Linked DNA regions of Homo sapiens: region 2 is linked to region 1. A link is a contact called in ENCODE Hi-C or POLR2A ChIA-PET data. All regions are on one chromosome and are shown on one strand. The core of a region is the stretch at or near the end of the contact, and the rest is flanking DNA. Distances in the headings are between cores, read along the strand shown. Region 1 overlaps NXPH2 (neurexophilin 2). Region 2 holds the start of NXPH2 (neurexophilin 2).

The links. A loop is a pair of places that touch in the nucleus more often than their neighbours do. ChIA-PET counts read pairs that join two places held with the same protein, here RNA polymerase II (POLR2A). Pooled maps may share reads with other maps.
Region 2: a loop to region 1 is called in a map with no recorded cell type, with 2.0 times the contacts of the local background. The contact joins the promoter of NXPH2 here to the enhancer-like site in region 1. A Hi-C loop is called at or near these places in 4 of 168 maps with a recorded cell type or tissue (Caco-2, HCT116, HepG2 and 1 more), 1 of 37 single-sample maps with no recorded cell type and 4 of 50 pooled maps. POLR2A ChIA-PET finds 5 or more read pairs at or near these places in 1 of 52 experiments (H1).

What each region holds. Positions count from the first base shown.
Region 1 is chr2:138,707,629-138,711,169 of GRCh38, reverse strand. All of the region lies in intron 1 of NXPH2 (neurexophilin 2), which reads left to right. Among named protein-coding and RNA genes, the nearest start is that of NXPH2, 71 kb to the left of the region's middle. Within about 2 kb of position 1,997, at least 2 of the 41 ENCODE cell types and tissues checked have a DNase peak (open chromatin) inside an H3K27ac peak, as active enhancers do.
Region 2 is chr2:138,778,908-138,782,584 of GRCh38, reverse strand. NXPH2 (neurexophilin 2) reads left to right here and starts at 2,195. Exons shown (of 2, transcript NM_007226.3): 1 at 2,195-2,394. The coding sequence starts at 2,344.

The sequences.
Region 1 (3,541 bases), core at 748-3,247:
GACTCAATCTCAAAAAAAAAAAAAGTGATAGAAATGGGAAGGAAATTCCATTAAAGTGTCCATTAATTAGTGAGCTTTCCTCCTCTGGGTGAGATTTTTAAATAGAATGGTGCAGCGATAACATTTTGCAATATGAGAGTCAAAAGGAGCATCTCCCCTCATTTTAAGTGGGATCCGGCTCCAGGAAGATGGCAGCAAGATGACTGTGAACCAAGGAGCAGGGAGGACATTAGCACAGATGCTGAGTGGCCCAAGGAAGGTCGGGGAGAGACTGAGGAAGTCGGGGAAGCCAGCTTGGGTAAAGTGTTTGGCATGGGTGGTTTAGATGAGTTATGGAGTCAGAGGTGTGTTGGGCTGCTTCAGCAGGGTGGAAAACAGACGGCGAGTGAATCAAGGTTATGTTAGGAGAGTAATGAGGTCCAGAGCATAGAAACAGAAGTCTTAGTGAGGGAAACTAATGGAGAACTGTAGGCCTGAGAGTGGTAAATTATAATAGCTTATAGTAAAATTTATCTCATAGAGTCTAGGGTGGAGGAAGGATGCCAGCTAATCAATAGGCCAGGTAACTTCAAGATAACCTTCATTTGAACTAACTACTCTGCTTGGGTTTAAGAGAAGCTGCAAACTGGAACCCTTGTGTGTTGTTGGTGGGAATGTAAAATAGTGGAGTTGCTGAAAAAAAGTTTGGCGGTTTCTCTAAGAGCTAAACATAGAATTACCATATAACTCAGCAATTCCTCTCCTGGATATATACCCAAAATAATTGAAAACAGGGACTCAAGCAAATACTTTTATACCAATCTTCATTACAGCATTATTCACAATTGCCAAAGGTGGGAACAACCCAAGTATTCATCAAGAGGTGATGAATAAACAAAACGTGGTACATACATACAATTAAATGTTATTTAGCCGTAAAAAGGAATGGAGTTCTGATATATTTACGGCATGGACAAACCTGAAAACATTATGCTAAGTGATACAAGTGAGACACAAAAGGACAAATATTGTATGACTCCACTAACATGAAATATTAAATAATAAGTAAATTCATAGAGACAGGAAGTAAGTCACCAGGGGCTGGGAGGAATGGGAGTTATTGCTTGATGTTTAACAGAGTTCCTTTTTGAAGTGATGGAATAGTTTGAGAAATAGACAGTTGTGATGGTTGCACAATATTGTGAATACAAGTAATGCCACTGAATTGTACACATAAAAGAGGTTAAAATTAGGAAGCAACCAAAATATCCTTCAGTAGGTGAATGGATAAATAAATTGTGGTAAATCCAGGCAATGGAATGTTATTCCACAGGTGAAAGAAATGATTAAACCATGAAAAGACATGGAGAAACTTTAAATGTACAATACTAAGTGAAATACTAAGACACTGATCTGAAAATAGTACTTACTGATTCCAATTAGATGATATTCTGGGCAAGGTAAAACTAGGGAGACAGTAAAAGAATTAGGGGTTGGGGAGAGGACGGGATGAATAGGCAAAGCACAGAGGATTTTTAGGGCAGTGAAACTATTTAGTATGCTCCTATAATGGTGGGTACATGTCATTATACATTTGTCAAAACCCATAGGATTCAGCAAGAGTGAACCCTAACATAAACATGGACTTGAGGTGGTAGTTATGTGTCAATGTAGGATTGATTGTAACAAATGCACCACACTGGTGGGGGGAAAGGTGGTAATGGGGCAGCTGTGGGTAGGGAGGGGGGCAGGGGTATATGGGAAATCTCTGTACTTGGCTGCTAATTTTGCTGTGAACTCAAAACTGCTCTAAAAAATAAAGTCTGTTAATAATGGTTAAGATGACAAATTTTGTTATCTCTATTTCACCAAAATAAAATAAAATTATAAAAAGAGAAACTGTGAAGGCTGCTGTAGGATTTAGGATGGGAGAGAAAGTGCAGTGTGAGCCTCCCCTGGGCAGCTGCCCCTGTTTCCCTGAGAGGATAGAAGGGGCTGTTGTACCGTCTCGAGTGGAGCCAGCACCCCAGCATCCCCCAGCGACTCTCAGAGTCAGCCTTGTGGGACCTAAATAGCTTCCTCGTTGATTGGAATTAGCTCCATTGCCAGTCCCTGCTGCTAGAATACATGTGTGGACCAGGGGAGTATTTGAAGTGCTGGTTTCTGAAGCTTTTTGTTTGGTAGAATGCCAAAGAACACAGCTTTTGCTGTCATAATTGGTCTAAATTTAAATGCTCACTTGTTTTTGTTTCAGACTGGTTTGTGTGTGCATGGACACAGCTTAAGTTTGTGGGTATAGAGTATATTTTGTCAACATGGAGAGAGTGAATCAGAGCTTTTGTTGTCTAAATCAGCCCTTGTTTTCAGTCCCGATGTCCCTATGCTTTGATAAATGTCCTCCAGCCTGTGAGTCAAGGAGAGGTTGGAATCCAACTACTTAATTGGAGGTTTTCCAGTTCACAGTAGTTAACTTTTCTGCAACTTGTCTCCTTAATTTAGAACAACATTCAAAGAATAATAAGCACTATACCTCACATTAGCTTGGCCTATTTCTAGACTGCTATATAGAGTATTCAGAACTAAAAGACATTTGTTGTCTTTCAGGAGTTTTCAGTATGATTGTAGAGGAAAAAGAAAACTCTGGAAATGTATTAGCAATGTTCACTCAAATTGCTAAATGAGCTGGTTTAATAGTTTTCAGTGAATGCAGCATTAATTTGCATATTAAATCACATTACATCTTCTTCCATTAATGAAATTATTTTTAGATTTAGGCAATCAATACAGTCCTTTGCAATATTAAAATCCTGATGTACAAAATAGTGCCAGCTCAATTGTATGTTCAGATACTTTCTAAAACATCTTAATTCATTGATACTCATTCTTCTCTCAAGTTCAAGTTCATGGCCGGGGAGATAGTTGTGAAGTGGGCAGCGTGTGTGACGGCTGAGGAAAGTAGCAGCTGTCTTGTTGTTATTGTTGTTTTTCCAGATCGGCTTTCCTGTTGTCCCATGCCAGAAAAACAATGAAATTCTGTGATTTAAACACATTTATTAAATGCCCTGTGTAGTAGGGTAAGTGCAGTTATGGACAAGACAAGCACAGTGCCACACATGAGGCTCTATAAGAGGAGACAGCCCTGGCATCTTGGGACAGTCAGATTTGTGACTGCCATCACAAATTATTTCAGTAAGAGAGAAATGGAGGGAGTATCTGTAGTAATCAGCTTGACTGTCCAGGGAGTCTTCTGACAAGGTCAGATTTTAAAAGGGCAGACACAAGTCTTACTTATTAAATTAGCTAATGACATGAGGCTTAGAGAGAGAGGGACCTATTGGCTGACAGGATTCAAAAGGATCTCAGGCTAGAATGATGGGCCAAATCCACAGAGAAGAAAGTTACAAGGGATAATTTTAAGACCTGGCACTTGGATACAAAAAGAACACCACCACCAGAGGATAAAGGATATATGGTTAGCAAGTATGGAAAAGTTTTAGTTGAAAATAAACTAAAGTTGTGAGTCATCAATATGGCAAAAGCTTTCCAAATGTGCATAAGCTTC
Region 2 (3,677 bases), core at 946-3,445, 71 kb before region 1:
AAATGAGTCAGCTCAGCTCAGGCAGAGACACCAAGTCTAAATGAGGTAGTGCCTCTTGCAAAGCGGTTAGCCTCTCTCCTCTTCGAGCTGTACCTCTTCAGAAAGGGGTTCCTCTGTTTCTGCAAAACCCTTCCTATTATGTCCGTTTTGTTTCGAAAAGGTTGTCTGTAAATAAGATGCAGCCCTATCCAGGGACGCAAAGTTGGGCAAAATCAACCAATAGAGATCCTTCCAGTTTTTGAAATCCTCTTATTTGTGCTTTTGGGACAGAATAATTTACTAGAACTGGTAGAACAGGGCTCTAAGCCTTGGTAAAGAGGGAATTTTTGTAGGGATGAGGAGTGGAATGGGTGAGATATAGATTTGGATATGCAAATAGTGGTTTTGTTTTTGAGTCTGTTGCAAGGCAAAAGGAGAGTCTGAGATCAAGCAGAAATGGGATGCAGCTGGTGCATCCTTTACCATGGAACCCCCAGTCAGGCTTAGCAAGGGTTTAGGGAGGATGCATGCCCCTTGCTTGCCACTCTCCCCCCCTACAGGAAATGGAGTTGTACTGGAAAGATACCCTACCTGCAGGCTCAAGGACAACACACTCTCAAATTCACACTGGGATCCCAGAACACTCTGGAATAACCTCCCTCCCCATCTGCACAATCTTGGCACACTCAGTGAAAGGAATAGTAGGATTTTGCCCTAGTCAAAGCAATCCTCCTGCCTTTGAAACCTAGGACCAAGGCTGCTCTGCTTCAACCGCTAAGATTTAACAACCCTCCTTCATTTCTATTTTGGGGTGGGGGTGGTAAGCAGAGGAGAAGGAAACTTTTTTTTTTTTGTCCAAAAATTACAACTTAATCTGTGCTTTTTGTTGGGTTTATTTTTTAAAGCCTAGAAATCAATTGCAATTCTACTCCCTTGCTTCAACATGGTTTTCTTCTCTAAGAGCTTTGCGTTTCTAGATGTAAGAAGCATTCTCGCCTTGGGTATTCTGTCGGAGCAACTGCCTAAAGTCTCATCCTTGGAGAAGTGAATGTATCTCTCTGGACCTTAGGTTTCCCACCTGTTCAATAAAGGAGTGACGAATGACGCCCAAACTCTGATCTACCGTAAAAACAGTGCAGGTCTGTGAGCCCCATTGCCTTTGATTTTTCCACTCGAGTGTCCAGCACAAAGATAGTAAAAGGTTAAGGATCTCTCCAATGGCGAGTTGTTAACACGGAGGTCGAGGCTCACAGGCATCAGGTTTGCACCTTCGCCCGTCCGCAAAGATACCCCTCTCCAATATTTCTGAAGTCGGAGGCTGTGGTGGGGTATCCTGCCTTTATTCTGCTTCTCCAAAGCCCGGGCAGAAGGTCTGGGAGCAACTTTGTCTGTCTTCAGGACACCTAGCTGTCTATACCATCCCCAAACCGGAGTAAACCAGACATCACCTAGCTCCGTTTCTCACAGTTCTGCTCCTGGTCCCTCGAGGTCCCCATTACTCCCCAACCCCAGAAATCCTTCCAGCCGCACCAGGCGCACTTTGTACCCCTTACCCGCGGCTCTGCGAGCTTGGCGCTGCGGCAGAGTAGGGCACTCTCCCAGGGCGTCCTGGGCTCCAGCCTCACCTCCCCGCCCCAGCCTTTTCCGTTCGCAGCTCCCCACGCCCCGCCCCAGGACTCTGCAATCGCCTTCCCCTCCTAAACTCTCTGGGCGCTCTCCAGGCGGGCGCACTCTTTCTTGCAGCCACCCAGGGAGAACCTTTTCTTCCCCTCATCCCCAATCTCCCCAGCCAAAGCGAGAGCCAGTCAGTTGGCAGGGCGCTTGGCACAGTGGAGCCTCTCGGACCGGCCTTCTGCTGGGCGGGGGTGGGAGGAGGCACCCGGCCTCTCGGGGCTCTGGGGCACCGGCTGGCCAGGCGTGCTCAGCTCGGCCAGGCATCCGCCCGGCGGGATCGGATCTGGAGGGCAGCCTCGCACTGAACCCATCACCCAAGCGCCCGAGCCGCCGCCTCCCTCCCGCAGGCGCCCCACGCGCTCACCCCAAGCCCGGCCAAGCGGGAGAGTCCAAGGCGCGACTGAAGCCCCCCGCCGCGTGCCGGAGCTCGAGCTGCCCCGCAGGCTCTTTGCCGGCCCCCTCCGAGGAGGGGCGCGCGGGGGGCCGGGAGAGGCACCTCCGGTCCGCCCACCCTCCCCCTTCCCTGCCCGCCCACCCGGCCAGAGCTGCGCGGCACGGCGCAGCGCTCGGATTCCGGGAGGGAAGCGCCGCGCTGTGTCCCTGGCGTCCTCAGTCCTGCCCCGCGAAGTGGAGATGCGCGAGAGGCAGGCGAGGGCGCGCAGCTCGTGAAAAGCCGCGCCAGCCGGCACCATGCGCCTGCGGCCGCTGCCCCTCGTGGTGGTCCCTGGCTTGCTGCAGCTGGTGAGTGCCCGGCCCGCGCGCCGTCCCACACGCCGGGGACGCGTTTCGGCGGGAAAACCGCGCAGGCGGCTGACTTGGAGCCCAGCCTGGGCCTGCTTGGGAAGTGGGGTTGGGGGCGCGCGGAGGGCAAGGAGTTTTGGGTTGCCTTAGAGGTCGAAAGGGAAGAATTGAAGAACGGAATAGACGGGATCTACAGGCGACTCAGGGGCTTAGCACGGGTTGGGACTTGAGCGCTGGGGTAAAGTAGGCAGAAGGTGGCCGGGAAGTAGGTCCGGGAGAAGGAAGCGGTTTATTGATAAGCGGTCAAGGAGAGGAAGGAAAGTAAATTGATAGGATGAGAAGGGGCAGAAAGACCTTCCTCCTGTTCACAGTTTGAGAGGCTTGGTGGTGTTTATTTTTCACGTGGTGTTTTGCCCAGATGCACACAGACACTTCTCCCAAAGCACAGCATAGTGCATGCATCCTCGTTCTCAGAGCCAGGTAGTGGCGCCTTGCTGGGAGAAAACTTAGGCAAAATACGGATTTGGGGGACAGCTTGGATTTCTCTTCGTTTTCCGTCTGGCGCTAGGGACTGGGATGGGGCTTTCTGCCAGCTGGGGACACAAGATATAACTTTCATGCCCAGCTCCGCGCAGGAGCCCCCTCTCGGGCATCTCGAAGCTGTCTTTTCAGGGAGACCGCCCGCCTGGTCTGGGTGGCTCGGAGGCGCTGAGGAATAAGAAACGTATTAAAATGTGGTTTGGGGTTCGCGTTGTCACTCTCTTCTCTCTTCCCGCGAGGCGCCACGCTCTCCTCCTCCTGATATACGCCTATGTTCTATATGCATGGCTAATTATAGTTGAGGGAAAACCAAAGTAAGATCTTCAAGAAGAAACTTTTAAAGTAAAATTACAGAAGGGGAGTGCTTTGGCTGGGTCAGCATCTGTGATGGATTTCTTCTGGTCACTTAGCTCTTGCCTTGTTAGGGTGCTATTAAGAGGGCTTTCTCCTGATGCCATAGTTTCTTTGGTCCTCATACTTAAGACTTTGCCCAAGCACTTAGAAGATGACAGTCTCTTCTCTCTCGCTCGCTCTCTCTCTCGTTCTCTTTGTCTCTTTCTTTTCCTATTAGGGGGAAAATCAAGTAACTTTGAAAGTTTATGATATGTATGATATTGTTAAGGCAGAGGCACTTTGCAAGTTCTGAGGGTGGAAGGAACTCTAAAAGGTGGAGAGACCTCTGAGATGCCCGTGGTCCATGCTTGTTACGGTGGAGATTAGCTTCACCTGCACAGCGTTAACTC